2 separate regions of the Homo sapiens genome follow, and region 2 is linked to region 1. A link is an interaction called in ENCODE POLR2A ChIA-PET data of the cell type or tissue named here. Cell type or tissue: CD4-positive, alpha-beta T cell. All regions are shown on one strand. Links, peaks and the distances in the headings refer to the core of each region. The heading gives the core; the rest is flanking DNA. Region 1 has its middle 16 kb from the start of PECAM1. Region 2 overlaps TEX2 (testis expressed 2).

Region 1 (4,392 bases), core at 107-4,106:
ACCTGCCTTGGCCTCTCAAAGTGCTGGGATTACAGGTGTGAGCCACCGCACCGGGCCCTGAAATGTTTTTCTTCCAGAGGCCCTGTGTGAGGAATTAGGGCTCAGGGCTGAAGGCAGGCAGCCAGCATCACCACTTCAGCTGTGGGATCGTGGACAAGAGTACTAACCTCTCTGAGAGTCTTGTTTCTCTCTTGTAAAAAGAGGGTAATAACAGTAACTGACTCATAGGATTAAAGGAAACGTGAGAAATATGTAAGCACTCAATAAATATTAGTTATTATTATTTAAATAAAAGCTCCATAGCGGAGTCTTATAATTTTTAGGAGTAAAATCATAACTCTCATGCAAATATAATATGAACATGTGTCAAATATTTTATTTAACTTATCAATTAATGAGTGAACCAGTGAAATGCTATAACTTACTCAAAGGAGAATCAAAGAGGATATGTATATATGATTAGATTGATTGACCAATTGATCATTAGATATGCAGATATCTACCATCAGGGATGCTAAAATGAGTTGGCTTAAAAGATGTAAAACTGGTTGGGTGCGGTGGCTCACGGCTATAATCCCAGCACTTTGGGAGGCTGAGGCGGGTGGATCACCTGAGGTCGGGAGTTTGAGACCAGCCTGACCAACATGAAGAAACCCCGTCTCTACCAAAACATACAAAATTAGCTGGGCGTGGTGGTGCATGCCTGTACTCCCAGCTACTCGGGAGGCTGAGGCATGAGAATCACTTGAACCCAGGAGGCGGAGGTTGCAGTGAGCCGAGATTGTGCCATTGCACTCCAGCCTGGACAAGAGCGAAACTCCGCCTCAAAACAAAAGATGCAAAATTGCTCAATATCATTAGGGGAATTATCAACTGCATCATCCCCACTGGTCACAACTTGCATTTCTCTGGACAACCTGGAAAATTATAAGATATCTCAAAGACAATGAAAGGCACAGAAACCTCAAAGAGTCAGATAAGCTGGAAGAATGTGCTAGATTGCCTCTACTTTTTGTTGAAGACACCCAGGAATGTTTTAGGCCTATTTCAAACCCTTTCACAATTTTTCCTGATGCTTGTTCATTTGATATGAGGTCAAAGGACAATACTTAACGTGACCCATATCCCTATAGAGTTTTATGATATTGAGGCCCGCAGTGGCCTTATGAGGAGCAATCTACAGGCTGGTGAGCTGAGGCTTGGTAGACTTGGCTCACATGAGTTCAGAAGTCCACAAACCTCCCCCAGGGCAGCTCATCCTCCCTTTCTTTTTTCTTTTCTTTTCTTTTTTTTTTTTTGAGATGGAGTCTCGCTCTGTCACCCAGGCTGGAGTGCAGTGGTGTGATCTTGGCTCACTGCAACCTCTGCCTCCTGGGTTCAAGTGATTCTCCTGCCTCAGCCTCCCTAGTAGCTGGGATTACAGGTGCCTGCCACCATGCCTGGCTAATTTTTGTAATTTTAGTAGAGATGGTGTTTCATCATGTTGGACCAAGCTGGTCTCGAACTCCTGACCTCAGGTGATCCTCCCGCCTCGTCCTCCCAAAGTGCTGGGATTACAGGCGTGAGCCACCGCACCCCGCCAGCTCCTGCTCCCTTTCATGGTGGGTGGTGCAAAGCAGGATTGCTCTTGGCCCCTCAAGGCCAAACTAATGAAACTGTGCTACGTGCAACTGATGCAGGGCAGGTGAACTCCAGAATTGGGGCTTAGCCTGGCAGGGTTCTTGGCTTTGCCCAGGAAAGAATTCAAGGGCAAGCTAGGGGAGCCGGTGGTGTTAGACAGCAACTTTTATTGAAGCGGCAGTGCACAGCAGCAGCAGACAGACTGCTCCTTGTGGAGCAGGGCTACCCTATAGGCAGTGTGCCCAGAGCACCAGCTCAGGGCAGTTCTGCATCATATGTGTGCCCATCTAGTTATATGCAAATTAAGGGCCAGACTATACAGAAATTTCTAGAAAAAGGGTGGTAACTTCTGGGTTGTCAGGTCATTGCCATGGAAAGGGGTGGTAACTTCCGGTGTTGTCATGGTAACGGTAAACTGACACGGCACACTGGTGGGCGTGTCTTATGGAAAGCTGCTTTCTCTCAGTCCCTGTTTAGCTAGTCTTCAATTTGGTCCAGTGTCCAAGCCCTACCTTTGGAGTTGAGTTCCGCCGCCTACCTCAGAACATTTGTAGAGCCATTTAAAAAGGAAAACTCTCTAATGTGACCCTTTGTAGATCCACTTTATGTCTGATAAGGAAAGGTTGGAATTCTTTCTGCTGTGTAGGCACAGGTTCAGGGCCACACAGCCCTTCCCTTCTTTGAACACCGGATTAGTGCATCAGGGAGCCCCGGCGTGGTGGATTCAGGCTCAAACACTGGAAACAGTCCAGCAAAACCTTGACCTATAGAGAGTGAAGGGCACAGGGCCAGGGGAGGGGAGCTCTTTGCGGACACAGAGTGACTTCTTTCTCTAACCTGCCTTTTGGGTTTCCTTGGCTTTTCCTTCCTCCTCCTCTCGGATGAACTTGTGAGAATGAAGGTGCATGTCTGTGGCCCATGCTGGGTCCTCCAGGCATGGTGGGCTCTGGGAGGGCCATGGCTGAGGAGCCCAAGGAAGCCAGGCCCGTTGCTTTCTCACCTGAGGATTCGTCTCAGAACCATGACACAGTCAAATGAGAACAGAAACCCCACTCTAAGGCCGGGGGCAGTGGCTCAGGCCTGTAATCCCAGCACTTTTTTGGGAGGCCAAGGTGGGTGGATCACTTGAGGTCAGGAGTTCGAGACCAGCCTGGCCAACATGGCAAAACCCCATCTCTACTAAAAATACAAAAAATTAGCTGGGCATGGTGGTGTATGCCTGTAATCCCAGCTACTCGGGAGGCTGAGGCACGAGAATCGCCTAAACCCAGGAGGTGGAGGTTGCAGTGAGCCAAGATTGTGCCACTGCACTCCAACCTGGGTGACAGATCCAGACCCTATCTCAAAAAAAAAAAAAAAAAGAAAAAAGAAAAGAAAGAAATCCCACTTCAAATCTCTACTAGAGGTTGCTTGAAGGTTGCTGGAAGGGAGATGTGAGAGCAGACTTACACCACTCTGCACAGAGAAAAACCCATGAAAAACTTGTGTCTCCCTCAGAGTCATGGTAGTGGCCCCAGCGTCCCTGACACCCCTCCCAAAGTCAACCAGTCAGTCTCTCCCTGTTTCCCTCACCCCCAGATCAGCTCCTTTCTGCCTCATCCTGGGCCTTCATCCTTCTGTTGTCCCCAGACGACCCCACCGCCCCTGGGGATAGACTAGGCTGCATTTTGCTTTTCTTTCTGTTTTTGGGGTCCCTGTCATTCTAAAGTTTGTCCAGCCAATCTGCTTAGGTTTCCACAGTGGGAACACAGACACCTTTTTTTTTTTGAGACGGAGTCTCCCTCCGTCACCCAGGCTGGAGTGCAGTGGTGCAATCTTGGCTCACTGCAACCTCCGCCTCCTGGGTTCAAGTGATTCAGCCTCTTGAATAGCTGCGACTACAGGCTTGTGCCACCACGCACGGCTAATTTTTGTATTTTTAGTAGACATGGGGTTTCACCATGTTGGTCAGGCTGGTCTCGAACTCCTGATCTCAAGTGATCCGGCCACCTCAGCCTCCCAAAGTGTTGGGATTACAGGTGTGAGCCACCGTGCCCGGCCAGATGCTGTTTTTTTATGTTGTCTGGGCAGTCATTTGTGCGCTCCATGAACAGTTGCATGGTCCTTTTTAGCATCAGACTAGAGCTATGATTCCCAGCCCACAGTGACAGAGGCCACCTAGCCACCTTTGCAATGGCAACCACATTGACGATGACAGTCTTCCTTCCTTTTCCTTTGTCTTCAGCTGTGGCAATCAGCGGGACACTGCTCTGACCCCTGGCATTGGTTTTGACAAATACTTGGCTCCTTGTTAGCTTTATTAATAAGATGAAGAGATATTTGACAGCTACATTCTCCCCCTAAAAGAAGAAGGAGTGGCCCACATGGCTTCTGGAGTTCTTGGGAACTGACACAAAACTTGCCTCTTGGTGGAGGCTGGGTTTGCCTCAGGTGGGCCCAGAGGAGACTCCGCAGCTTTAGGAATCACCTCCCTCTCTCTCAGCTGGCTTTTTCTTTTTTCTTTTTTTGACAGAGTCTCGCTCTGTGGCCCAGGCTGGAGTGTGGTGGTGCAATCTCGGCTCGCTGCAACTTCCGCCTCCCAGGTTTACTCGATTCTCTTGCCTCAGCCCTCTGAGTAGCTGAAACTACAGGCGCATGCCACCACGCCTGGCTAATTTTTGTATTTTTAGTATAGACGGGGTTTCACCATGTTGGCCAAGTTGGTCTCAAACTCCTGACCTCAAGTGATCCACCTGCTTCAGCCTCCCAAAGTGCTGGGATTACAGGCATGAG
Region 2 (4,392 bases), core at 329-4,328, 180 kb after region 1:
TTTTAAAGGCAGCGTTGTTTCTAATGGTGAAAACAGGAAACCCTGCAAATTTCTATCAAATAAAAAAATGATTAAGTTAATAGTGGCATACCTTACTGTGTAGAAAAGGTGTGTGTGTGTGTGTGTGTGTGTGTGTGTGTGTGTGTGTGTACCTGTCAGTCCATAGGTATAGGCCATAGGAGGTGGTCCAAGAAATAGTAAGTAAAAAACAAATGCAAAACAATTTGTATAATATGATCTCATTTAAAAGTAAAAACAAAAACAACTTTATTTGTGCGCACTACCTTTTGTATGCACACAAAATGCCTATGAAAGGTCTGGAAAGATACGTTCTAAACCAGGGGTCCCCAATCCCCGGGCCACAGACCAGGAGCGGTCCATGGCCTGCTAGGAACCAGGCTGCACACCAGGAGGTGAGCTGTGGGTGAGTGAGCAAAGCTTCATCTGTATTTACAGCCCCTTTCCATCCCTCGCATGACTGCCTGAGCTCCACCTCCTGTCACATCAGTAGCGGCACAGATTCTCATAGGAGTGTAAACCCTACTGTGAACTGCGCATGCGAGGGATCTAGGTTGCTCCTCCTTATGAGAATCTAATGCTTGATGATCTGTCACTGTCTCCCAGCACCCCCAGATAGGACTGTCTAGTTGCAGGAAAACAAGCTCAGGGCTTCCACTGATTCTACATTATTGTGAGTTGTAGAATTGTGTCATTATATACAATGTAATAACAATAGAAATGAAATGCACAATAAATGCAGTATACTTGAATCATCCCGAAACCATACCCCGCTGCCTCTGGTCCGTGGAAAAATTGTCTTCCATGAAGCTGATTTTGCAGGGAGGAGGAGAAAATTTCACTTTTCCTCTACATCTGTTTTTGAAGTTTTTTTCAATGAGTTTGAAATTATATATTTTTTATTGAAGTGAAGATGTATACATATGGTTCAACTCTCTCATTTCACTTCTAGAAATATTTCCTAAGGAAATAACCAGAGGGCAGTCAAAGGTTTATCTATAGCTAGTCAAAGGTTTATCTATAGCATCATGTGCAGCATTGCAGTCTTGTTTGTAATAAGAAATTCAAGTGGTATTCTTGAATTACATTATGGAATATTCATCCTATACAGCGATTAAAAATCATGCATGAAATAATCTTTGATTTGAGAAAATGCTTATAAGAACAGTAAACAATTAGGGAGGGCTGCTCTGTGCCAGGGATCATGCTCAGTGCTTTGCTTAAGTTGTTTCGTTTAATCTTCTGAACAGTCAGTTGCCATTCCCATTTTACAGATGAAAAGAAGCTTAGGCTTGGTTAGGGTAAATGATTTGCCAGAGGGCCAGACTGCTACCAAGTTGGTGGAACTCAAACTAAAGGCCTTGCTAATGATAGATTACTTCAGTGTGTAATCTTGAGTATAAAAGCAGATTACATACATACATACAGTGTGTCCTCATTTAATAAAAATGAGTCTTTCTGCCTTAGTTTTCTTGTGGGTAAGGCACGGAGGATTGGCTAGGGCAATTTTATATTCTGAAGATAATGATTATAATAATTTTTAAAAGATTGACATGTGTTTACATATAATTTTTTTTCCAGATCACAAAAGTATTTGGAAATACCTGAAATTAGCAAATAACAATTACTGTTAAACCTGTTATATGGAGAAAATGAGAATTAATGCTACCCTCTCCTTTTTTTTGCCCAGTGCAGACATTTGTACATTGGTGTCAGCTTGATGAGTACTTACTTGATGAGTACCATCTGTTTAGGACATACCTGTCCTGAGTTTTCATTACTTATTCTAGGGATTTTTTGCCCCCATATTGATGTCATTTTCTTTTTTTTTTTTTTTGATACGGAGTCTCACTCTGTCACCAGGCTGGAGTGCAGTGGCAGGATCTCAGCTCACTGTAACCTCCGCCTCCAGGGTTCAAGTAATTCTCCTGCCTCACCCTCCCGAGTAGCTGGGACTACAGGCGCGCACCGCCACGCCCAGCTAATTTTTGTATTTTCAGTAGAGGCGGGGTTTCACCATGTTGGCCCAGATGGTCTCGATCTCTTGACCTTGTGATCTGCCTGCCTCGACCTCCCAAAGAGCTGGGATTACAGGCGTGAGCCCCCGTGCCCAGCCTGATGTCATTTTCTGATGTCTATGTGTTGTCTCCTTGAGTTTTCCCTGTGGATGCACCCATTATTTTTTATAAATATTTTATTATTTTTTATACTACTTTTATACTACAGAAAAGTTTTTACTAATTTTCTAGTTTCTAATACCAGTTTTCAGCAAAGTTTTTGCTAATTATGTTCCAGCCTTAGTGCAAGAGAGGGTTTGTCTCATTGTGCCCTTGCCAGCATCATACATGTTTTAATCATTGAGAGAAATTATTTCATCGGTTTGTTTCCAATTCTGTATTATTTTTAGTAAGGTTGAGTTTTTTATTTGTTTCTTGGCCATTTGAACTTTTGGGTGAAGTGCCTGTTCATGTACTTGGGAGATACCTATTGAAGATGCCTTCCTAAATTTGACCATTAAAGAAAGACCTTAAGAAAGACTGTAAGTCCTTCTAAGGGGAAGTTTTACTCTGCCAGGTGGAATGCATTTTTCTTACATTGCATGAAAGTTAAAAACATGATTTCTTAACCACTTGGAATTTATCTGACTTACAAGATTTGCCTTTAAAATTTTAGAAATGATTGGTGAAAAGTACATGGAACCTCTCTGTACTACTTTGGCAACTTCCTGAGAATCTGTCATTATTTCAAAATGAAGCTTGAGAATTTAAGGAATGGTACAACTTCAGCTCTCTCCTCTTACTGCCTGGAACCCTGCTTGATAATCCCAACTGGTAGAACCAATAGGGACGGGAGGGGAGCAGCTCTCATGATATCCCCAAAGCCAAACAGTGGTTAGGAATGCTGCTTTTGTTTTTAATTTGGACATAGTTTCAAACTTTAAAATGGATGCAAAAGTAAAAATGGAATCTTAAACCCTTTCCCAAAGGTACATTGTTGTTAACATGTTACCCCATGAGCATCAGCTTTTGAAAATGTGTTGTTTTGGCTAGGCATGGTGGCTTCCGCCTGTAATCCCAGCACTTTGGGAAGCCAAGGCAGGCAGATCACCTGAGGCCAGGAGTTCAAGACCAGCCTGGCCAACATGGCGAATTTCTGTTTCTACTAAAAATACAAAAATTAGCTGGTTGTGGTGGCATACACCTGTAATCCCAGCTACTTGGGAGGCTGAGGCAAGAGAATGGCTTGAACCCGGGAGGTAGAGGTTGGAGTGAGCTGAAATCTTGCCACTGCACTCCAGCCTGGGTGACAGATCGAGACTCTGTCTCAAAAAAACAAAAAACAAACAAAAAAAAAGAAAAGAAAAGAAAAATGTGTTGTTTTGTGACCACAGCCACAACACACTATTCTCATATCTTGGGCTTTCGGCACCATACTCTCTTGGCTTCCAGGCATTCATTCCTCTGAAGAAAAATGCTTACTCCTGGTTTTCAGATTTCTCAAGAGCCTACGGTTTAGGAATGATTGGTGAAAAGTACATGGAAAGGTTTTCTTTTTAAGATTTAAATATAAATTCAAGCACATTTAGAGGTTTGGAACAATTGATTGCCTGCTCCTGAACTCAAATATTAATATTCTTTCCTCACCCCTAGCACCACCCCTCAGCTTCAGGTAGCAGTTAACGTCCCTCTTGTGTAGCTGCCTTGTTCCCATCTCAATGCCCTTCCATGTGCTGTTGCTTCATATCCACAATATTCTTTTTTTGTTGTTTTTAAATAGAGATAGTGTCTCGCTGTATTGTCCAGGCTGGTCTCGAACCCCTGGACTCAAGCATTCCTCCCGCCTCGGCTTCTCAGAGTGTTGGAATTACAGGCTTGAGCCACTGTGCCCAGCCTGCAATATTCTCTTCTCTGCATATCCTCCTTCTAAGACACATAGATGACTTTTCTGCTTTAAAAAAAAAAAAGTTATTCCCAGACTTCTTTACTTGATAAGTACCATCTGTTTAGGACACACCTGTCCTGAGTTATCATTACTTATTCTAGGGTTTCTGTGACCCCATATTGATGTCATTTTCTGATGTCTATGTGTTGTCTCCTTGAGTTTTCCCCTGTAGATGCCCCCATTATTATTTTTTATAAACCTCCACAGGCCTTGTATGGTTGTGCTGAACGCATGACCTGGTTTTCAATGAGTTACTGTGAATTGAATTTGATTTTGTTATTTGAGCCATCTAGCAATCTATAAAGCAAAATTCTAATTGTATTGATGCTTTCGAACCCCCCTTTCCTCTGGGATGTGGCACTCTTCCCAGAGTGGGCTTTCTTCATGGCAGGTAAAAGGTCTATGCGGTGGTGGAAGGGAGTGGGCCTGCTA

What was found. Peaks named below come from ENCODE experiments on the same cell type or tissue, not always from the same donor. Only the 100,000 strongest peaks of a DNase experiment are listed, where the experiment ranks them.
Region 2: POLR2A ChIA-PET joins it to region 1 with 6 read pairs; 4 of 35 experiments call an interaction of 5 or more read pairs at or near these places.

Annotation. Positions count from the first base shown.
Region 1 is chr17:64,404,627-64,409,018 of GRCh38, reverse strand. No RefSeq gene overlaps it. Among named protein-coding and RNA genes, the nearest start is that of PECAM1, 16 kb to the right of the region's middle. RefSeq lists enhancers at 4,052-4,131, 4,242-4,351. In CD4-positive, alpha-beta T cell, for the core only: no CTCF peak of the experiment used is centred there; a DNase peak (open chromatin) is centred at 2,008.
Region 2 is chr17:64,224,688-64,229,079 of GRCh38, reverse strand. All of the region lies in intron 1 of TEX2 (testis expressed 2), which reads left to right. Among named protein-coding and RNA genes, the nearest start is that of TEX2, 36 kb to the left of the region's middle. In CD4-positive, alpha-beta T cell, for the core only: no CTCF peak of the experiment used is centred there; no DNase peak of the experiment used is centred there.